Regions from separate parts of the Homo sapiens genome. Here all the other regions are linked to region 1. Evidence: read pairs that join two places in POLR2A ChIA-PET (ENCODE). Cell type or tissue: MCF 10A. All regions are shown on one strand. Each heading gives the region's core, and the rest is flanking DNA. Links, peaks and the distances in the headings are about the cores only.

What was found. Peaks named below come from ENCODE experiments on the same cell type or tissue, not always from the same donor. Only the 100,000 strongest peaks of a DNase experiment are listed, where the experiment ranks them.
Region 2: POLR2A ChIA-PET joins it to region 1 with 26 read pairs; 2 of 35 experiments call an interaction of 5 or more read pairs at or near these places.
Region 3: POLR2A ChIA-PET joins it to region 1 with 10 read pairs; 2 of 35 experiments call an interaction of 5 or more read pairs at or near these places.

What each region holds. Positions count from the first base shown.
Region 1 is chr9:90,997,316-91,005,304 of GRCh38, forward strand. LINC02957 (long intergenic non-protein coding RNA 2957) reads left to right here. Exons shown (of 4, transcript NR_184139.1): 2 at 331-502; 3 at 3,455-3,525; 4 at 4,204-4,586. Among named protein-coding and RNA genes, the nearest start is that of LINC02957, 4.3 kb to the left of the region's middle. RefSeq lists enhancers at 3,055-4,254, 5,503-6,060. In MCF 10A, for the core only: no CTCF peak of the experiment used is centred there; DNase peaks (open chromatin) are centred at 1,516, 2,876 and 3,966.
Region 2 is chr9:90,916,730-90,924,718 of GRCh38, forward strand. No RefSeq gene overlaps it. Among named protein-coding and RNA genes, the nearest start is that of LINC02957, 76 kb to the right of the region's middle. RefSeq lists a silencer at 4,605-4,767 and an enhancer at 7,456-7,505. In MCF 10A, for the core only: no CTCF peak of the experiment used is centred there; a DNase peak (open chromatin) is centred at 4,602.
Region 3 is chr9:91,174,796-91,182,784 of GRCh38, forward strand. It overlaps LINC00484 (long intergenic non-protein coding RNA 484), which reads left to right. Exons shown (of 3, transcript NR_135306.1): 3 at 7,674-7,967. Among named protein-coding and RNA genes, the nearest start is that of LINC02937, 16 kb to the left of the region's middle. In MCF 10A, for the core only: no CTCF peak of the experiment used is centred there; a DNase peak (open chromatin) is centred at 3,456.

The sequences.
Region 1 (7,989 bases), core at 1,329-6,328:
TATATATACGTATATATATATATATATATATATACCTACATGCATATATATATATACATATATATTTATTGACTGAGAATTTAAGGTGTCTCAAACTATGGCAGAATTTTAATAAAGTTTATTATTTATTTTGTAATGAATTAATTACAAAATTATATAGCAGGTCCTGGAATAACATCATTTTATTTCAAAGTCATTTTGTTATAATGTTGAAGAGAAAAAAAAATGAATTCCCCCTGGTGGGGCCACCATCTGTGTGAACTTTGCACATTCTCTCTAGGTCTGTGTAGGTTTTTTCTGGCTACTCCTGTTTCCTCCCACATCCCAAAGGTGTGCCTATGAGGTGAACTGCCATGTCTACACATCCCAGTATGAGTGAGTGCAGGTGGTGTGCACGCGCCCTGCGATGGGAGTGTGTCCTATTCAGGGCTGGTTCCCGCCTTGCGCCCTAAGCTTTGGAGATAGGCTTCGGCCACCCTCAACCCTGAACTGGAATAAGCAGGTAAACAATTCTCTTACTTGTTTTTATTAATTTGTCTTAAATGTGTTATAGCTTTTATTTTAATGTTTAATATTACATTTATTTTATTGTTTTAATGTTTAATATTACAAGTGTTTGGGTCTTCATTTAGAAGTTTGGTGATGTTTTTGCTATCAGAAATATGCTACAGGAACTTAACTCTTGTGGATATCAATTAGCCTATAGGGAAATTGGTTTCTTTCTATGCAGTTTTGCTTACAGTCACTGTTTCCAAGAGCCTATGAACGTCATGAAAAACTTACTGTATAGGTGTTGGGTATTCTGTCACTAACCTCATTTCCCCACAAGCTCTGTTATTTTTATTATGCAAAATTCCATAGCAAGTGATTTTAGGAACACATTGCAGAAGAAATGACCATATATTGAATTTCATGTTATTTTATGAAGAATTATTTTCCTTTTGCTTCTCTATATTACTGTTAGGTATATGAATAATATATATGTTATATATGAACATATAGTCATACAAATGTATGTCACATATCTAGATCTGTTGTATTGTCCAGCAATTTCATAACTGGCTAGTAAAGGGGACCGTAAAAGACACATTTTTAAAGGAGGAAATTGGAAATAGAGCTGAGGAACCTCCACTCGGTGATTCCTGAGGTTACTGTACGTGGCAGCTAAACCACTCGGCTGGGATACAAGAGGTCCTGTATCGGTTATCTATGGCAGCCTAACAAATTCCCCTCACATTTAGCAGCTTAAAATAATGACTTTTTATCACCTGTCATAGTTCCTGTGGGTCAGGAATTCAGGCAGGGTGGCTTGTCGCCGCCTCATGGCGTCTGGAGTCTCCGCTGAGCCACTCGAAGCAGTAGCAGGGACCATCTGCAGGCACATAAACTGGAGAATCTAATCACCAAATGAAAAACAAAACAAACAAACTGGTGGGTGTGGCAGTCCACACAGGCTTCCGGTTTTTGGCTGGAACACCCACACATGACCTCTCCCTGCAGGCTGGGCTTCCTCACAATGAGGTGGCTGGAAGCCAAGGAAAAGCACCCAAGAAAGCCAGGTAGAAGCCATATTGCCTTTTACGGCCTAGCTTGGAAATCCCACAGCATCACTTTCCCTGTATTCTATTGGTCCAGGCAGTAATAGGGGTGTCCCCAGGTGTGAGGGTGAGACTCCCTCACACCTCTCAGTGGGGGCTAGCATTGCACTGTAGGAAGAGTCATGGGATGGAGTATATATTAGTGTGACCATCTTTGCAAATACAACGTGCTCTAGCCCCCAAGCAAGGGCTTTGGGTAAAACAACGGGTAGAAAGATGAAAAAGATGATATAGGTAAACTTAGAAAGAAACAAAACAAAACAGAACTTTGTAAGGGGATGCATAGAACTAAAGCAAGAGCAAAGCTGAATACTTCTGGAATATCATAGTGAATCGAAATCCCCTAGAATCTGTGATAAACACACACTGTTTATCTTGGAAGAAAAGAGTTTCGGGAATTTCTTTAAAAGTAACATTATGTATATTGCCTCACATGTGGACTTTATGCAAAACTCTCACTTGGCAATTTAGTTTTGGTGTGTTTCAGAAATAATCTCATTTGCTTTCATATCATGTAGAAAGAATGAAAGAAAAGCCAGTTTGTTTAGTCAGTAACTCTTGCTTTGGACTCAGAGGCCTGGGGGAAAAGAGAGTATGTATGTGCATATGTGTGTGTGTGTGAATGTGTGTGTGTATGAGTGCGTGTGTGTGGGTGCATGCAGAACAAAAGCAAATGCAATAAAATGAGAAGAGATGTGTGTCATTGTCCAGTTGCTTGCTTGTAATGTGAATAGCTTATGTTACTGGAGGGACTGATGCCAGGAGCAACGAAGCCAATTGCTTCCCATCCCATGATGGGATGGGAAAACACTGGCCACTTCAGTCCATGCCACTGTGTGGCACCCTACTTTTCCTTGGGTACTGAAACTTGGTGCCTGGAGTTTCATAGAAAACTTGAGGTATTCTAACCACAAAAGTAAAACATGCTTCTGCCTGCAGTGCCCAGTGGAATAGTATAGCCCGGGCAGGCCACCCGAGAGACCAACAGCCACACTGCGCATCCTACCCGAAGCCAGTAGGAAATGTTAGCCTTTGGAGCTCACTCAACACACAGTAGGCCTGTGATAAACCTTTGTGAATAGTGCATCAAGTTCCTAGCTGTCTTCCCTGAGCGGCAGAAACACAGGGCTGAAACACGTCCAGCCAGCCTGGGCCCACGTCTGCCAACAAGCCTAGGCGTGTGACGCTCGTAACAATTCTGCATTTTCTACACGGCACAATTACCATCAGTGCCAGAGTATGATAGAGAAGCCAAACAACTGCATTTGCAGATACCCTGAACTAACAAAACTTCATCCTCAAAACAGCTCGGTTCCTGTTTGCAATCATGAGTTTGCATAATCTGTTACCTGGAAGCAATACGAATTGCACAGCAGCTCTGGGAAATGAGCCGGGTAATTACATCTTCAGGAGCTGAGGACAAGATGTGACATTTTACCTACAGGGCACCAAACAAAGTCAACATGTTTAATTTTTATTCTGCTCCCACTGTCCTTCTGGCCTTTTGTTTGAAACTATCTTATGAAAATACAGCATTCAAACAGCCAGAAAGCCCTCAGAGAGACCACAAGAGAAATGATAACGAATTGTTTGTGAACAGCCCCATGGCCAGATTAGTTTTTATAAGATACAGCTTTTTCTACTACCCATCTTTGGCTCCCTCCATTATTTTTCAGCTTCCTGGGGTCCCATTTTCTGTTTGTTAGGGAAAGGTTTTTGTTTCATAGCTCTAATTGTGTGTAATGTCAAATAAATCCCAGAGGAGAGAACCACCATGTTGCCATCATCGTGTATAAATCGCGGGCCCACCATGAAAACCGTTTGGAAGTCTTACTCCCATTTTTTCGTCTTTCTAGAAAACCACATCTGGTCAGGAGCCCAGTGTGTCCCACTTGGACAAGAATAGAAATCTCTCTTCTGGAATATGGTAAACACAGATTTTGTTTCCAAGTTAACACATAATGTAGTTCTATCATGTTTACAGACAGTAAGTTCTCAATATCATATTAAATATAGATTCTGTGCCAAAAGAATAGGGATCAACCTGTCATCTCTATTTCCAGGAATTAGTCTTTTTTATTCCTCTAGTGGAAACCTTTGAGGAATTTGCTCATTTTCCCCCTAAAGCTGTGAAGAAAAGTTAAAGGTCAAATGGGAGAATAGAATGAAAGAAGAAGAAAACAGAAACTCAAAGAAACCTAGACTCTTGAATTTGAACTCATTTTTTTGCAAAATAATTGAATGAGTCAGTCCGAAATCATCAGAGGGCTCTCCACCTATTTCTCAATGAACTGAGAAGCATGGAGGATTCAGGGTGGGGCTAGGGAGGTGGAAACCCATGCTTTGATTCAGGGAGAGGTAATGCTTCTAAGCTTCATTAGGAACTGAATAATGGCAAGGTGCCCAGGGAGCATGCCTGGATTCTGGCTCCTTGCCCAACCCTCACCCTGCCCCAGGGCAAACTCAGAAAACCAAGTCAGATCATCATAATGACGTGCATGGCTGCTGTTACCTGAGACAGAAGCCATGATGTCATCTTGTCATAATTGACTTCAGGTTTGTCACTCTCAGATCTTCTCTGGTTGGAGCCAATGGTTTCTTTCAGACCTGAGATATCCTGATGAAGCAGACCACACCTGCCCTCAGAGATGACCTCATGAGGAAGCTGAGCTGCATAACAAACATCTCTGCTGCTCAGCCACCTCCACTCTTTTTCAACAGACCTTGGAGATAGCACAGCACCCACACCAAAAAATCAGGAAGCTCTCTTATCAGCAATCTTTCTGTACCTATGAAATCAGACATTCCAGCCATGGCAGAACCTCCTGAGTGGGCCAGAGCCTCAGAGTCAGGAAAAGCTGGGGCCTAATGATGTTTCAAATCAAATCACTCTGTAGGGGATTTTCCATTTAACATATTGTGATTGTGCAGTAACATTAGTCTTTGCCATTTAATTTATTAAATTTTAAAATCTTATAATATCCTCAACACCGTCTTTGTCTCGATTTATACATATAACATATACATTTTTATTACATATTACAAACAATTGATATATATGAAGAACTCTGTGTGTTTAAATGCCAATCACTGGTACACAGGCTCGAGGAATGTAATATCCAGGATTCAGTCTAGGAAACCAAAGTAATTCTAGGTACTTGATTGAAGAAGGTTTAATATTTGGAATTTAATGTTTTAAAAATTATTGAAGAGGCTGGGCACGGTGGCTCACACCTGTAATCCCAGCACTTTGGGAGGCTGAGGCTGCCAGGTCATGAGGTCAAGAGATCGAGATCTTCCTGGCCAACACAATGAAACCCCATCTCTACTAAAAATACAAAACTTAGCTAGGCATGGTGGTGCACACCTGTAGCCCCAGCTACTCGGGAGGCCGAGGCAGGAGAATCACTCGAACCCAGGAGACAGAGGTTGCAGTGAGCCAAGATCGTGCCACTGCATTTCCAGCCTGGGCGACAGAGCAAGACTCCATCCCAAAAAAAAAAAAAAAAATTATTGAAGAAGCAGGTTTTAGGCTGTGACTCTTCAAATGACCCTCAGAACAATGAGAACCGGCCAGTGGGGGAATTATTGCCTCTGAGGTCAACACTGGAGCCAGGCAGTCTAGGTTGGAAGCTCTAGGGACTAACACCCAAAACATCGAGATGTGACTGTCCCTGAGACTCAGGAAATCAAAGATAAACACTGGAAAAACTTAGAAGAAATCCATGACTCTCCTGAACCCACAGTGAAAGACAGAAGCTGTAGGGAGGCCCAGCTTCAGCCCTGGCTCACCTCTTGCTCCACATCAGGGGCCAGCAAACATGCACTAGAAAGGGCCAGAGAGTCCAGATTTGTGGCTTTGTGGGCCATAGACTCTCTGTCACAGCCACTCCACTCTGCCATTACAGTGTTGAAACAGCCAAAGTAATAAGTAAATGAATGAGTATTCTGTGCACCTGTTTACAAAAATAGACTTGGTCCCTGGGCCATAGTTAGCCAATCTTCACTCTAGTGAATCTAAATGACACTAATTGACCTCCAGAATCCTAGCTGCAAAGGAGTCTTGAAAATGTATTTTTTAGTTTTCTAATTAAATGCTCCTGAGACCATGAAGGAGTACCACATTCCTGTCTGATGAAAGCACATCCCTCCTGCTGCTTTCTATTTATTTGAATGTAGAGAAAGCGTTAGCCAATACAAAAGGTGCATACCAGGAGACAAGGGCTGTGTTGATTTGCTCCACCAAAAAAGCTACCTCTTGAAGAATGGCTACAGTTGTAGTCATATATTATTACACGTATGACAATTTATTGTCATTCTCCAAGAATCGCCTGTCCTCTGCATGAAGAGGACACGAGAGTCGCCTCCCCTGCATCTTGCAAGTTTCTGATGGTGCACCATCTTTGAAATTCACCAGATATGCTTGTTGATTTTGGTTTTATAGGGAAAGGTAGTTCCAGGGGTTTCCATGTGACCATTTCTACCAGAGGGACCCTAGCCCCACCCTCCACATTGATAAGGACATCAGTGTAGAGATTTGAGCAGTTGTCGAGTATTTCTATCTCAACTTTACATTCAGGAGCTAGAAAAATAACCACAAGATGGGCTCCCAGAGCCACTGGCCTACTGTGAAATAGACTTCGGCCAAAATTCTATTTCTCCCCTGACCATCTCACCTCCCACATCAATCTCCAATCTGGTTTGGATTCGTATCAGCCCAGAGCCTGTGCCTATGTATCCCTGAAAATCTGAGTTTCTCCCTTTCCCCTGTGCATGGCCACCCTAGTTAATGGCTTCAGGTAATTTCTTGGATGGTAGGAGGAAGATAGAGTATGCTCTTGTGGCAGTTTCTCTAGGGTCTGGGCTCAAGGGGAACAAACCACCTCTTCTCTCAGGGACTTTCCATAGTGTGTGCTCACTCAGATTCAGGAGTGTTAACTCAAGTGCTTTTCAGTTTATAGATCAGATAGGTTGTCTGTTGATTTCATGGACACCGTGACCCCACCCTGGAAACCTTTGGGCCCAACCATCCTGACCCACCACCATTGGCCCTGATGCTGGTCATGGTGGTCACTCTCATCTTGTCACTGACAGCAGAGTTAATTCTTCTGGAGTTAAGGCTTGTGAAGGAAAGTTAGAGGTCCAGGCCACCATCAGATGAATCCATCACTCAACTGACTATGACAGGAATATAAAGCTAGCTTTTACTTTTTTAATTTGTTAAATAAAAGAACTATGATTGTATTTAACACAGACTTCATGCTTGATTTCTTCTCCTATTTACATATGACTGATATCTATGAAAAACTGTGTTTTTGTTGTATTTCAGTGCTTATGGCAAACTCAAAATTTGGAATTTAAGTTGGCACTATTTGGGGTTTTGTCTCTTTGCTGGGACAGATGACAAAGCCAGCGGTAAATAGGCCTTATGAGGCATTTTCTGTCAACAGCCAGAACCAGAGTCCCTTGAAGAATCACAAATCTATTTAGCTGAAGATTTATGGTATCCTATCATGGAACCATTGTGATTTCCAACTCTGAGAAAGGCTGTAAGTCTCTGTGATTTGGAATGATTTATCTGCCACAGCCAGATTCCATAAGGCTCAATTCTGAAGAAGTGTGAAGCAGGGGAGGCGAGACCCGGGCCCAGAACCGGGTCTAGGGGAGACCCATGTCCGGGCGTGAGCCCCACTATGCCAGTGTCATTATTCCTCTGCAGAATGGGTTAGTACTGCCCGGGATGAGGATGGAGTTTGTCCCTGCAGGAAGGAATGCAGCTAACAGGAATGGCTTTGTGCTCCAGCACAAATGAGTTCAGCAAAAAAGCACAGACTCTGGAAACAAACTAGTTTGAATTCCCACCTCCAACATTTCCCAGAGAAATTACTTAATTTGTGTCTGAGTTTCCTCATCTCTAAAATAAGGATGAGGGAGTTCCTAACTTACAGGATTGCTTAGAGAATTAAGTAAGTTAACTCATGTGAAACACTGCAAGTGGTGGCCGGCACATGGCGAGTTCACTGAATCAGCTACGCCATCTATACGGGGCGACAGGGCAGGAACGGGGGCCCAGAAGACGAAGGCAGAGTAGTAGAGGGAGGACCTTACTCCCCCGAGCTCCACCTATCCCTGCAGGGGTGTTTGGATGGGATTGCCCCTGCTCTGCCAATCCTTCTGTCTTTAATAATTGAGCTTCTCTCCCACAGTAGAAAACATTGAGCTCTGCCACCCGCTCAGGTGATATGCTCCAGGCACAGGCATTACGGAGCTGTGGTTAGCTTTCAGGTGGCCTCTAGGTGTCTCTCGGGCCTGAATATAGGAGAACAGCCCATTCCACTGACATCTCTCTTCCTAGCCCTTCTCCTTTCTTTCCTTCTTCCCTTCCTCCCTT
Region 2 (7,989 bases), core at 1,578-6,577, 80 kb before region 1:
TAGCCTAAATGTCTTAGCTCCAGAGGGAAGAATGCTTCCACCAGGAGATGCAACAATGATTCCATAATTTCTACAACTTCCACAACTTCCAACTGGAAATGAAGACTGTCATCCAGCCATTGTGGGCTCTTCGTGTCTCTGAGTCAACAGGCCAAGAAGAGAATGATATTGCTGGCTGGGGTGATTGATCTTGACTATCAAAGGGAAATTGGATTGCTGCTCCACAATGGAAGTAAGGAAGAGTATGTCTAGAACATAGGAAATTCCTTAGGGCGTCTCTTAGTATTACTATGCCTTGTGATTAAGCTCAATGGAAAATTCAGGAATGAAGGTTTGGGTCACTGCACCAGGTAAAAACTCATAACCACCTGAGGGGCTTGCTGAAGGCAAAGGGAATACAGAATGCGTCGGTGGAATAAAGTGGTTATAGATACTTACTGTGGCCATGTGACCAGTTACAGAAACCAGGACTGTAACTGTTATGAGTACTTTCTCCCTGTTTTGTTAAGAATACATTTGTGTGTATGCAAAGTAAGCAAATATCTTTTTTTCTTTCCTCTCTTATTCCCTTATCCTGTAACACACAATACATTGACTTTATATGAATACTTAAGTATTGTCAATCTTACATTATAGTATTTAAATTATGAGATATCAAGGAGAAGAGTAAACATCACCGAAGGCCCTTGCCTTCTCTTGTGGGGAAGGGATTAGTGAGTTTTGGGTTGTATGCAAGATAGGCAGATAGCATGACATTGGTATTGTCTTTATTTGAAGATTAGCATAGTTTAAGAAGATGCCTTTTGGTGTTAAGTTGACAAGAAGTGGACTTATGATGGTTAATTTTATGTGTCAACTTGCCTGGGCTAAGGAATGCCCAGATAGCTGGTAAAACGTTGTTTCTGTGTGTGTCTGTTAGGGCATTTTGTGAAGAGATGAGCATTTCCATCAGTAGACTAAGAAGATCCACTCTCACCAATGTGGGTAGGCACCATCCAATCTGCTGAGGGCCTGGATAGAGCCAAAGGGCAGAAGAAGGGCAAATCCGCTCTCTCTGCTTGAGCTGATATATCCATCTTCTGCCCTCGGACACTGGTGCTTCTGGTTCTAGAGCCTTTGGATTCTAACTGGGACTCACACCATCAGCTCGTCCGGTTATCAGGCCTTTGGACTAAGACTGAGTTACACCACCAGCCTTCCTGGGTCTCCAACCTGCAGATGGCAGATCATGGGACTTCTCCACCTCCATAAACATATGAGCCAATTCCTATAATGTCTCACATATCTATATATGTCCTATTGGTTCTGATTCTAGAGCAGAAGACACACAACCTTCTAGATCTGTAGGGCTCCTTATGAATCATGAGATCCCCAGAACAGCTGCAAAATTAAACAAATTCAGCGAAACAAAAATTAGCTGTTTTGCAGATAATTACTGCTTTTACCTTTAACTTTCAGTTTTGTCATGATGTAGACATCACTGGAGACGCTGGAGCTGAAGTTCGGGCCACGGTTGTCAAAGGAGAGTAGGATAGGCTGGGGAGGGAGGCACAGCAAACCTTCATGGTCTCCATATTATACCCAGTGGATTTTCAGATGCTCCAGGAAGGTGGACTATGTCCATGGATTCCAGAGCACCTCAATTTGAGGATCTTTTAAAAATGCTTTTTTACTGTCTGTGTGAAACTGAGCAAGTTGCTCAACCTCTCTGAGCTTTGGTTTCCTCTTCTGCACAAGATATTGATGATGATAATAATAATACTGACCTTCTATAATATTTGCACATCACTTTGCCTCTATAAGTAATAACTCTTAGCAGCCACCATTTTTCCATGGCCTTTTGCAATGCGCAGGGTGTGAAATCTTCCTAGACAGAAGCCCGATATGGATTCTTCAGGACATGGGTTCTGTATAACCAAAGCACCCAGATATGTGAGGGTAGGACTTAGTGGCCAGATGACCTGAGCCTCCTACTGTGCCTTCCGTACCACCTGAGCCACAGTTACCGCATGTGCGTAGTTCACTGTGGGGGTATGAAACCAGCCATGTCACAGCCATCTGTGGCATGCACCTGTAATCCCAGCTATTCAGGAGGCTGAGGCAGGAGAATCGCTTGAACCCAAGAGGCAGAGGTTGCAGTCAGCCAAGATTGTGCCATTGCACTCCAGCCTGGGTGACAAAGCAACAGAGCGAGACTCCATCTCAAAAACAAACAAACAAACAAAAAGTCAGTGTTGATGACAGTTGATGACTGTCCTCCCTGCATAGGGTGCCCCTTCACTTGTAGCTATTTACCCTTCAGGAGTTGTGCTAGAAAGGCATGAGCTCTTTCTACCACGGAGGGCAGGCACTGCCCTGGGCCTGGAGTGTGGACTCCCACCTGGAACAGCCTCTGAGTGCCCAGCCCATGGTGACCCTGATTCTGGCAATGCCCTACAGTTACATGGCCCAGCCCAGGGGTCCCTGTGGATGGAGAGCCGTTTGCCACCCCCAGGTCCATCCTGGGAAGCCGGGGCTGTGTGAGTGTCCCTAGTACTTCAGCCTTGTTCTTATGTGATCTGCACGGAACCCGCTCCAGGCTTGCCATCACCCCCAGATGGCTGAGGACCACCTGTTCTCCTCAGCCAGGGCCAGGGCTGAGGTGAGAGAAGGGGACACTGGGGCGTAGCTTAAGGACACTCACTTGCCTCACCTGGCCTGGGCCTGCCATAGGGATCAACCCAGCCATGTGCTTTCTGCCCAGGAAGCCACACTGAGGAAAGAGACTGGAGGCAACCCAGCCTGGGTGCTCGTCCTTTGTTGCCCATACAATGGGCTTTCAGCTTCAGCCCTCTGTCGACCTCGCAGGGTGGGCTTAATGTGCTGTGCAGTAGGGTGAGACCCTCCGAGGCCGGAGTCTCTCCCCTGCCCCAAGACCATTTCAGCCTCTGCCGTGTTCTTGCATGGGTATTGTCAGTGGAAGAGAGAAAGCATTCCATGGTTGGTGACTTCTGGAAACCTCTGTGGACTTGCATTCCCTCCGTTGGAATGAAGCATCTTCAGGATGCACAGAATTTCGGCAGCACGGAAACCTGCTTGTGCTCATTTCTCCCGGCATGTCCTCCACGTCTTTGACTCCTCACAAGGCGGCTGTACAGGCACTTTCCCATGCCAGGCCTCACTGTTGGCCTGGCATGGGCTCCCACTCAGCCCGTGCTGTTCCAGCGAGTCCTTCCTGGGGCCTGAAACCTTAGCCCATGGCTCCTTCCCCACATAGTTTTCCCTCTTTCTATGGCTGACGACCTCTCCCTCGGGCCCCAGAACATGACGTCCCCACTACTTTGAGGCTGCCAAGCTCTCGGGAAACGGGTCGCTCTGTTCCTCTCTTGGGCCTCCCACAGCCCTGGAACAGTCTGGGTGCCCTGGGAGGGACCCAGCCAGCCTCTCCTTGCTGGCTGGACTGTGTCCAAGCATTGTGCTCCATGCATCCCCTCCTGGACAGCCTTGGCTGCCGTGCTCATCAGCGCTTCTACCAGGGCAGTAAAGGAGAAGGACAGCAGGCAGAGCTGCACTCTCTGCATTGGCCCCCAACTCCTAATGCCGGCATGAGTTGGCTTGGCCAAAATGAATTGTTTGGATGATTTTTCTGTATTTGAAGAGCCAAGGAAAAAGTTTCCATTTTGTGTCTGTGTGTGTGTCCGTATATACGTCTGCATGTATGTCTGCGTGTATGTCTGTATGTGTGTCTGTGTGTCTAAGTGTCCCTTTATGGGTCTGTGTGTGTATGTACATGTGTATGTCCATGTCTATGTGTATCTGCGTGTATCTGTGTGTCTGTATGTACATGTGTGTCTGTATGAGTCTGTGTGTCTGCATGTATCTGTGTCTGTGTGTCTATATATACATGTGTGTCTTATGAGTCTGTGTCTGCATGTATCTGTATCTGTGTGTCTGTGTGTCTTACATACATGTGTGTCTGTATGAGTCTGTGTATCTGTATGTATCTATGTGTCTGTATGCCCATGTGTATCTTATGAGTCTGTGTGTCTGCATGTGTCTGTGTGTCTGTGTGTCTGTATGTACATGTATGGCTGTATGAGTCTGTGTATCTATGTACCTGTGTGTCTGTGTGTCTGTATGTACATGTGTATCTGTATGAGTCTTTGTATCTGTATGTATCTGTGTGTCTGTTTATATGTACATGTGTGTCTGTATGAGTCTGTGTATCTGTGTGTATCTGGGTATCTGTGTGTCTGTGTGTACTTGTGTGTCTTATGAGTCTGTGTGTCTGCATGTATCTGTGTGTCTGTATGTACATGTGTGTCTTATGAGTCTGTGTGTCTGCATGTATCTGTATGTCTGTGTGTGTCTGCATGTGTTGTGTCTCAGCGCACAAACCCGCAGCACACAGAGCTGGCCCTGCCCATCCACTGACACAGGAAACCTGAGCCTCGAAAGCAGCCCATGGCGCACCTCAGTGCTGGTGCACTCACCCTCTTCAGCCTCCTGGTTCTTCCACGGAGCCCAGCTCTGGAGCAGCAGAGCTCAGGGACACTGTGTTCCTCCTGTCCTCACATGCTGCAGCCCACCACCTTGCCAAGCTGTGTCTGGGCACGTTTCTGGAACCTGGCTTGGCTCCAGCACTGGCCCTGCCAGCTCTGTGCAGACAAGCTCCCAGGAGACGCCCTGGGATTTCACAATGAGCCTCGTGTGCCCAGTCTACCCCTGCCCCCCAGCTGCTGTCCGCTGCACCTTCCTTTGGTTTCCAGACCAGGTCAAGACATGGGATGAGCCTGCTCAGAAGGGATGAGCCTGCTCAGAAGCCCTGGGCCACACACAAGCCCTGGCCAGCCACAGTCGGTGCCCTATGCTCAAAGAGCCACAGCGCTCTTGACCCAGCTCCACATTGCTGGCCGCAGGCACTTCATTTCTTGTAAATTAACCCTTCTTTCTCTCTGGAAACTTCAAAAACTTCTCTTTACCTTTGAAGTTCCAAAATAAATCTTTTTAAAATGCATTCTGCCATGCGTTGGTGGGCCCTTTTAAATAGGACTGGCTATCTGGTCTGCAGAACCTGGTGCTAAACTAAAATGTGGAAGTCCTGTTCAAAAAGCAAGAAAAAGGCATAACAATACTAAAATATACAGCTTTTTCCTCTCTTCCAGAGTCTCTTTCTTGATGTGCTGCATTTTTCATGTTATTTAATGTCATTCCAAGTTAAAATTTTAAAGTATTAGCATGAATTTTATCATTTGTGCAATGCTAGTTTTAAATGCAAATACAAAAGTGTTTAACTCACATGAGGAATCACTGAAATTATGGTTTGTGTTATGTGGCTCGAGCATGCATGTGTATTTCATTTCTACCATAACAGCGACAATGCTGCTGAAAAGTAGCTCAACTGTTTGTATTTTACTTCTTGCTACATGCACGTGCGCCAGCACCCTCTTATCTTCAGCTGACTAATGAGGGAGAAAGCACTGAAGGACAGGAACTCTGGGTTGCCCTGTCCTCATCTTTCCTCGTATGTCATCATTTTCAAAGTTCGTGGTTGTCGAATACTGGAAGTAGCCCAGGTAAGAAGGGATGGGATAGGATGCCTTCATTGTTCTGTTTCTTAGAAGGCCTTTGCCTTCTTTAGGCATTTGAAACAAGTTCTGGTTCCAACAGATCGTGTGTGGCTTTGTACGGCTTCCATATGCCCCTCCTTCTGTGGTAGAGCACGATTACCTTCTACTCGCCTTCAGTGTCGCTGAACTGCACCGGAATCCACTGGAATTCTGTATGCATGGGCCTTGGGAGCGTGAATGGAGCAGCAAGGAACGGGGACACATATATCACCTGTGTCTCTGCACATGCACACGGTTTGTGGCTCCGTCGGACTTCACTTACAAAACCCAAGTTCAAAGATCAAATTATGAAGCATTTCAAGATGGCAACAGATGAGAATCAGACAAGCATAGAGTCCTTCTGAGCTTAGAGCCTTACGTGACCACAAGGGCCACATATCCAGGAAGCTGGCCCTGCTTTTGAACTGGAAAAGTTCTGATCAATTTTCTTCTATCAGTTATTTAATTATTTTCCTCCCTCAAGTCTCTCTGTTCTCTCCTCCTGGAACTCCTAGTAAATACATAAAGAAACGTCTAGCTCCCGCTCGTGTCAATTGTCTCTTACTTGGATTTCTTTGTCCCCATGAATGACATTCTACAAGAACCCCTTGGTCTTTCAGTTCACTAATTTATTCTTCAATCACGTCTGTTTTGCTAGGTTTCATTAACAATCATCTTTTAAATTTCAAAGTTTTATAGTTCTTTTTTGTAACAGCCTCTTCTTGTTTCAAGGATAGTTTACATTCTCTAATCTTCTCAAACATGTTAAATATGATCACCTTTAAAACTTTAAACTGCTGTGTTTAGCTGTTTCCTTGAGCAGGGAGAGTTCCGTTTGTTGAAGTTGAATGCCACTGTTTCGTAGCATTCATTTTGCTGACATGTTTGACAGCTCTCATCTATCTGATTATCTTCCTCTTTGAGAATCCCTGACCAGTCATGTTTCTCCCTGCTCAAGTGAAATAAAGGCCTCAAATAGATCAGTGGTTTTCAACTCTTTTTAGCATAGATAAATGTTGTAAAATAAAATTTTATTTGTGGAAATACAGTGTGTAAATCCACAGTGGAAAGGCAATAATTGAGGCAGAGATGCCCTGCAACCCTAGAGGTGCCCGCTTGGACCCTTGGTGTTCCCTCTGCAGCCTCACCACACAGTGGGCCTTCTCTGTGATTGCTGGGCTGAGCGATCCTGGATCCTCACAGCCCATGTCTCAACAGTTAATGAACCAGGTGATCTGCACATGTATTTCAAGCTCCTGTATTATCCCTGATGAGGATATCTAGATTTGAACTTCTTTGAAATTCCTTCCTAAATATTTATTTTGTCATGTTTCTACATATGGAAGGGTCCTCATGGCAGATAGACTCACAGGGACTTACACACTACCACACTCTTTAATGGGAACAGACCTCCTATTACTGACTTCTTGACAAAGTCTTGAAAAAGAATGAAAATGAGGATGCAAGTCACCAGGGAAGGCAGAGGAATATTTCTTTTATTTAAGCGGACTTGCTGATTTCAAAAGAACCATTTCCAGAAAAGACTGGGCTAAGCTCCAATCTTGGCCTCCGTATATAATGCAAAAGTAGATGCTATAAACTAGTAAATTCATGGCATTCGATCATAAAAAAGAAGAAGAGATGCATTTTCTGTTAGACCCTGAGGCTGTACTTTCCCAACCGCTGTGTAGAGCAAACACCAGGTGGGGAGATGGCTTTGTGGACATGCAATCCAGTTTCTAATCCAGAAATAGGTCAGAGCACCAATGTGAAAATACCTGTTGTTTTTAAATAGGTCTGTGTGTCTCAGTGTGTGTGTGTGTGTGTGTGTGTGTGTGTGTGTGTTTTCCTTAAGGGCACTTGAGATGCCGCAAAGAAATGAGGAAGTGGAAGTTTTGAATTGGTTTTTCTTCTTTTGTCTAGGGATGATTTTTTTTTAAGAGTTTCTAAGAGGTAATTGAGTTTCTTCCTCAGGAACAGTCAGTTTTTCATGAATCAAATGTATCAGTAATAATTTTTTAAATGCTGGATTATAACTTTTGAAAGTTTGCAAGTTGGGAGCATATTTCCTTGGCTCTGCGACATTCCCTCCTCTTCCTGGGGTTCTCTCCTCCTAGGACCCTGGGACCAAGCACTGCCCTTCAGGTCTTTGATCTCTCTGATCTCATAAACTTTGCTCTCCTTGTCCTTTTGAATACCTTCTAGAAGAATCCCTGGATCCTCCTCGTCAAAAGTCCACATGCTCTTGGGGGTTACCATTGTTCCGGATAATCTGGAGTTTTCATGTTGAAAACAACCACCACCACACCAACACGTTTTTCTGTTGTCCTCTTGGCAACTTCAGAGCCCTGACACCGTAGGGAAAGCGCTTAGGGATCCCATCACAGTTCAAGGGCCAGGG
Region 3 (7,989 bases), core at 1,578-6,577, 180 kb after region 1:
ATTTTAAAAATATTTCTAATTGACAGATATGTAAAAATACAATAAATATATCAAAATGTATGGGATGCGTTAAAGCAGTGTGAGGAGGAAAATTTACACTTTTAAAGGCTTATGTCAGAAAAGAGGAAACATGTGACCTCAGAGACGGAACAGTTCACCTCAAAAAGCTAAAAAAAGAAGAGCAAAGTAAACCCAAAGAAGACGGAAGGAGCAGAAGTCAACAAGAGAGAAAACAAATGTTAGAAAAAGATTACACAGCTTCCCTCGCTGTGATCTACTGAAAATCGCCCTCAACACAAGGGATTGTAAAGAAACAAAGTGAAAAAAAAAATCTTTTTTAAAAAAGAAAAAGATTACAAAGCTAAATCGTAGTTCTTTAAAAGCAACAAAATAAAGTCATAACTAGTTAATAAGAAAAAATTATTAATAGAGCACAAATGACAAATATCAGAAATGAAACACTGGTTACCACTTCAGATATTAAAAGAATAATAAGCTGATTTTGTGAACAACTTTATAGCAATCAATTTGGCAACTTAATGAACTGAACAAATTTCCTGAGAAGTACGATCTACCAAAATTTACACAAGATGAAAGGGAAAATATGAATAATCCTGTATCCATGAAAGAAATTGAATTTGTCATCATTAACCTTCCCACCAAGGAAACCAGCCCAGATTGTTTCACAAGTGAATTCCATCAAACGTTCAAAGACATAATAGCACCAAATGTACACAGACTCTTCCAGGAAATAGAGGAAGAGGGAACACATCCATGTTTCATGGGACCAGCATAACCTCGCATCAAAAGATAACAAAACATTAACCCCCTCCACTCCACTAAAAAGAACTTTTTTACAACACTAAAGTTAACAAATTAATACTTTTATGAGAGTTGCAAAGTGTATGCAGGCTCCATTGTGGAAGAAATGGCTCATTTAAGCCAATGAGAACCAAAATCAGCTCCCAACTTAATAATGTTAAACTCCATTCCACGATGTATTTTTAAGAGCTTGCCAAATTTGGTAATAAATTAATTTTTAAAAGGAAAGAAAAGCTAAATCTAGACAAAGAAACACAGAAAACCAAATTATCGGTTTGGAAGATATTCAAATATATTAACTAGGACCCTGGGAAAACCATGTATGTTGGGAAGGGATTTGTAGGTGAAGAAGGATGTAGAAAAATTCAAGAAGAGCCTGGTGATGTGGCTCACACCTGCAATTCCAGCACTTTGGGAGGCTAAAGCGGGAGGATCACTTGAGGTTGGGAGTTTGAGACCAGCCTGGCCAACATGGTGAAACTCTTGTCTCTACTAAAAATACAAAAATTAGCCAGGTGTGGTGACTCATGCCTGTAATCCCAGCTACTCGGGAGGCTGAGGCATAAGAATCGCTTGAATTCGGGAGGTGGAGGTTGCAGTGAGCCAGGAGGCAGAGGCTGCAGTGAGGCAAGATCGCACCACTGCACTCCAGCATGGGCAACAGACTGAGGCTTTGTCTCAAAAAAAGAAAAGAAAAATACAAGAAGGAAAATGGGCTTCTGCCATTTTCGGTGGCATGTTGTACAGAATTTGACAAGCATGTCCAGGTGAAATCTTTGAAGAAGGCACTGCAGTTTCTGTGTTGGCGGACGTCCTCATTTTTGTTTCCACCCTGTAGCTAAGTGGCCATCCTGCTCAGAATATCTGTGACAGTTGGATTAGGACATATTTAGTGATTAGGAATCAGCATGTTACATGGTGTATAAAAGTCAGGCCCAAGAAAGACTCTGACCACCTGAACATCGGCAAGCTCACGTGACGCCCAAGAGTCAAGACTGCGGAGCGGTGGACAGAAGAACTGCATCAGGAGCCCCTAAAAGGCTGGCTCACAGGGGCTGTAGAAGAGCCACCATGACAGTGTTCTGGCTGAAGATCAGGCTGCATGGTCTGACAAAGGACTTTCTGGCTGGCAGTTTGACAGCACCTGTGGTTTATTTAAAAAAATAATAATAATAACAGCCGGGTGTGGTGCCTCACACCTGTAATCCCAGCACTTTGGGAGGCCGAGGCAGATGGATCACCTGAGGTCAGGAGTTCGAGACCAGCCTGGCCAACATAGTGAAACCCCGTCTCTACAAAAATACAAAAATCAGCCAGGCGTGGTGGCGCACACCTGTAATCCCAGGTACTTGGGAGGCTGAGGCAGGAGAATTGCTTGAACCTGGGAGGTGGAGGTTGCAGTGAGCCAAGATTCCATCACTGCACTCCAGCCTGGGCGACAGAGGGGAGACTCTGTCTGTCAAACAAAAAGAACAATAAGAAGGTTGTTTATGGCTGAAATAGGAACACACAGAGAATCTAGGGTATGGGGCTGCCAGCTCTCTCCCAGTAGAGTCCGTGGACCAGGTCACTTGTGAGCTGCTGGTTTCTGCCCCATGATGAGATAACAGAGTGCAAGGAAGTGTACGTGTTCAGAACTCTCACGGCAATTTGACAGGACTGTGGCATCAAAGTGTGTGCCTGTGTTTCAGTAATCCATGTCCTCTGTGTTTTACAAAAGCACTGGCCCAAGACAGATTGGGGAAAAACTACAAAAAATTGCTCCTTCCCTACAGGCTGTTCCAGGACAGCAGCTCTGGAGTGTGGCTTGGCGGTCATTTCTGGGGGAAGCTGCAGACAATTAGCCACAGATGATACTTAGGGTCTCAGACCCCACAGTTGATGCTTAAAATAGATGTTAATGACTTCAGAGATGTCCCTAAGCTTATCTGATTCATACCCTCTCATTTCCAATGTGTTTTCTGAGGGAAAAAGAAGGGTTTTCGGTCAGTGTGCCAGGAGATCCAAAATCCAGGGCATCCCTGGGTAGCCTGACCTGCTGGGACAATGAAAAGGTGGAGAGAGGACTCCCAGGGACGGCAATGAGGAAACAGGGCTGCCACGGCCCACAGGCCTGGGTGTGATCTTGCTGCAGAGCCAGGAAGCTCCTTGCAGCGGTGAATGTGGTGGCGGTGCTGGCCGGGCACCGTGGCTGTGCCTGGCAGGCCTGCTGAGGGCACAGGGATTCATCGCGCTTGGCTCAGAAGCTTCGTTTTTCTGAGACAGCTCCCAGCTTCACTCAAACGTGGTTACCTACAGATGCAAACTGGAAACGATGCACTGTTTGTTCCCTTGCAATCTCTACGGTGAGCAGGCAGGAGCCCCAGCCAGAGTCCTGTGGTCACACACCCACTGGTGGTCAGGTAAATTTTCTGTTTCCCAGAAGGTTTTATTTTACAGAGTTAACAGACTGTGGCCTGCTTCCATTGCTCTGAAACACGCCAACTCCAGTTTCCCCACCTTTGTGAGGACGATCAAAAACCCAGAGAACGGCAGTGTTAAGATTTGATTTCATGATAAGCCCATCTTGTGGCAAGTTGAGTCTGGCTCTGGAAGGTGTGTTTGCCAGGAAACAAGCTGTGTATTATTTCTGTGGTTTGGCAAGGGAAACTCTGAGCTGGATGGATTTGGGAACCAGGGGAAACATAGCTCAGGCCATGAGAAGTCTGGATGAACAGGAAAACAGAGGAGGGGTCCCAGGTATTGCACAGCTCAGAGAGACAACGCCCCAGCGCCAGAACTCAGCAGCCAGCAGGGGTGTGGGCAGCACTGGGGTGTGGCTGGAAACTTCGGACACCACCCACACGGCCCACAGTGCCAAGCCCTGCTGCCTGGCCCTGCCCACAGAACCCCCCCATCCTTCTCAGCTGTGGGCTAAACACCCCCAGGATGGAAATGGCTGGGCTGTCCAGGGTGTGGAGTGAGCAGAGGCGCACAGGCAGCCTGCCTATGTGGGCCTGTGTTGGTGGGGCCCCACGTGTGGACATGCCCCGCCTGACACCAGGACTTGCCCGTGAGCCTCCCTCATCCCCAGCAGGCCTTGCTGGGACTCCTGTCTGGGGCTCAGTCCCGCTCTGGGGACATTTTAGGAGAGGCAGGTGAGTTCCTGCTGCTCCCAGGGGCCAGTCCCAGGGGACCTCATCTGTGACAGAGGATACCTCATTTATGACAGAAGACGAATTGTTGGGCACAGCCCAAGGCCTACGGAGAGCAAGGTAGGGTTGTGTCAGAGTTGCCCTGAAACCAACATCTTGTAGGTAAAGTTACTGAGGTTTGTCAAGTTGCACAGCATGGAGTAAGCCGCAGAGTGGAGGACAGGAGGTCACTCTGTGGTTCCCGGGCATCTCATACCACCTGGTGCCATCTGGAAACAAGTGTATTCACCTGCAGTGGGGAGACCCCGCCTCCCCTGCCTCAGAGCAGCCAGCCCCTTTGTCTGCCACCTGGAGGTGTCACAGGCCTTCAGAGGAGAGGGCTGTGGGGCTGCAGGGAGTCATCAGGGTGGACAAAGAGGTGCACTTGTGCAGATGTGGGCCTCATGGAGCCGAGAAGGGAAAGACTTCCCTGCAGATGACCATACAATGAGCAGGCAAGAAAGAGGACCGGAAGGCGTGAGCTGAACCCGCAGCTGGCTGAGGAGCCAACACACACGTTTCCGAGGGATCCAGGCTTAGGCTGGTGGCTCTTACGATCCCAACATCGGCTCCATTCGCCCCGGTCTGTTCATTCTACTTCCACCGAGATCATGTGCATCCCATCAGGGCATCCTCCCTTACCTTCTATGCCGCCAGTGCCCCACAGCACCCCCATGCTGTGTGCCCAAGCTCTGCACGGTTAGGTGGGGACACCCTTGCAACGCACAAGGTCGGCCTTCCCATCCCACCATTGCTGCCTGCCCTGTGTCCCTGGCTCCTGCCAACCTGGTGGGTTTGCAATTCCCCACAGGGACCCACACTTCCTGGAGAGAGTAGCCACACTCGGACCTGCCCAGTGCAGAGCCGGGCCAGGCTGGAAACAGGTCGGGGCTGACTCACTGGCCCAGAGTGGGCCACAGGTGCTGGGCACTGCTCTCTCTGCCTGCAAATCCTATCTTTTACACCCCTGCCCAGAGAAACATTCTGTGTCTCTCCACGTACCAGGATGACAGCGGCCCCCAAATATGTTCATATCCTAATCCCCAGAACCCGTGGGTGTGACCTTACATGGCAAACAGGACTCTGCAGATGTGATGAAGACCAGAATTATTTGGGGGAGGAGGGCAATGTAGTCACAAGGGTCCTCCTGAGACAGTCCGAGCAGAAGAGAGCAGGAGGTGACTCACTGATGAACACAGACTGCAGCGATGCGCTTTGAAGACAGAGGAAGGAGACAAGAGCCAAGGAATGCAGGTGGCCCCCAGAAGCAGAAAGACAGCAAAGAAATGGATTCTCCCCTAGAGCCTCCAGAAAGAACCAGCCCTGCCCACCTTTGACTTTAACCCAGTCAGATTGGTTTTAGACTTCTAGCATCCAGAACAGTAAGAGAACAAAGCTGTGCTGTTCTAAGCCACCGAGTCAGTGGTCACTTGTTACTCAAACATCACCCATCAGCACCCTGGGGAAGTGCGCCTGGCTGTCCGAATGAGCAGCCCTCTCTCCAGGACAGCCCTGCACCCGTGTTGGGCCTGTGTCTGAAACTCCCTAGCTGCACAGGCCTGGTGCCAGCTCCATGAGGCTGGGGTGCCACTGTGAGTGGCTCCATCACTCAGTCAGCCCTCGCCACAGGCCTGCAAATGGCCACTGCATGCTGGTGCTGTGGACATCCATGGCTTGGTTCCATTTCAGGGAAAAGCCCCTGAGGACTTGGGGAATGCTTTCCTCCCTCAGCCACGCTATTCAGCGACCCCACTGGTGACCTGTCCAGGCTGAGCCCCCCCAAACACGCTGGCCCAGTGACTGCTGCCACCCCCCTTGGCCGGCTGCTTGGTCCAGAGGCAAGAGTCTCGGCCAAGGACAAGGCATCACAGTCCTTTCCTGGTATATTTCAAATAGGAACTGGGAACCAAGGGCCAGTCCCATTAACTTGAGTAAGAGGCAGACACCAGCCGGCACAGAGTGGGTCCCACTGCCTGGGCCCTTCCTGCACCTCTGCTCGCTGCTCTGCCCCAGCCCGGGCTCAGCAGGGACCGGCCTGGAGACCAGCCCCAGAGCGGGACCTCAGTGCATGGGTGCCGGGGAACAGTGGGGGCCTGACAGGGCTCCTCAGACCTTCCCGTGGAGGAAGGCAGGAAGGTGGGCTTCCCAGGAGCCGTGGGCAGGCAGGCACCCTTGGGCTTCCTTTTTCCCATCTGTGTAAGGAACTGCTCTAGGGCCATGAGACACTCTCTGCTGATCCTGTCCCATGGTCCTAGGGGCACTGTCTGCCCACCCACCCTGAGTGGCCTTGGTCACAGCTGCAGTGGGACACCAAGTGGGTCCATAGCCATTATGGACTCCCACACGCAGCGGCCACCATATGCTGTGGGGTCCTCATCTCAGGTGCCCACATTCAGATAAGATTTGGGATAGACCATAAATTCCACAAGGACAGGGATTTTTAAAAATTTGTGTTTACTGATGCCACTCAAAAGCCTATAATCAGTATAAGCCTGACACAGACAGGTGCTCAGGAAACAATTTTTGAATGAATGACTAGATGCTGAATTATTTGCTTGGTAGGATGAGGATGGGCATTTCCAACATATTGCAACTGGAAACAGTGTTCCACGTTTAGAACTCCTCTTCGCCTCATGAGCTAATTTGGCACATTACTGGTCTGAGTGAGCTGTGGGTTGTCTGTACAGTTTTTGTTTGTAGCAAAGCTATAAAACAAACTGTGCAGGCCAAGAATAGATTGACATTGTTCACGATGGTGCTTACAGGCTGCGCAAGATGTATTAGAAGTCTTTGCATAAATAATAATTACAGAAATCCAAATTAATGAGAGAGCATTTCTCAATGATCCGATTGGTAGAGTCCAGCATCCACGTGCACTCCTGACCAGGACGTAGAGAGAGGCCCTCCAGGAGGTGTGCAAAGTGGCGTGGATTTGGGACAGCGATTTGACAGTATCTGAGAAAGTTAAAACTCTGCATCCCCAACACACAGCAAGCCCTGCAGCGGTAAGTCTGGGTCACAGTGAAGGCTCAGGACAACCCCAACCATCCAGGGAGGAACAGCTAATAAGAATGGCACCCTTGCTGGAAAGTGTATGGTTGCTGACTGGAAGAAATATCCATGACATGTTGTGATGTGTGTGCAGCTGCAGACCTCTACGTAGAGTAAGTACGTTATTGTTTGTGGAAAAAAGTATGTGTGTGTTCACAGGTATGTACATGTTTGTGTGTGTGTGCAAATGAGCACAAGCATTGACTTGTTGGAATGTGGGTGCATGGTGCGTGTGTTCCTGTTTGTGTCTATGCATGTGTGTGTGTGCATGTGTCTTTTGTAAGTACAGGAAGAAGTCAGGAGTCGTCATGGTAGTGAGGATAGCAGTACTGTGTCCTATCAGGGCCAGACACGGCACCTTTCAGATACTGTAGTCATGCACTTAATCCTCAACTGGGTTACCACTGTTATCTCCAATTCACAGATCAGGAAACTGAGGCAAGCGACCAACCTAAGTTGAATTCTGAAGTCAGGCAACTTGTGTCCAAAGTCCATGACCAGAATCTTTCTGTTTTGCCGCCATGCTCAAAATAGGAAAGGCAAGGTGAAGCGTGCTGTTAAACATTGTTAACTGGTGGGCACTATGGGTGTTTTTTACTTTTTTCTTTTTGTATTTTTATCTTTCAGGCGATTACTTTAAAACATGAAAGAAATTGCACCTTTTCCTTAAGGGCAAGATGGTGCTGTGGGCTTTCCTCTCTCCTGATGAGATGATGCAAATGGACTCCATAGAGAAACGCTGCCCGTGTAACAATGCAGTTACGCAACCCGGTGCATGACACATGAATTGCAGCGCACCTGAGATCCTGATGAAATCCTGGGAGCCTGGAGCTGTCAAACATGGTTTTAAAAAATAAAGGGAATACACCCAGCCCACACCCTGACTTTACAACCTTTAATTAATTAGAGGAAAGAAAGAGAGATTTGTCTGGTTTCATGACTT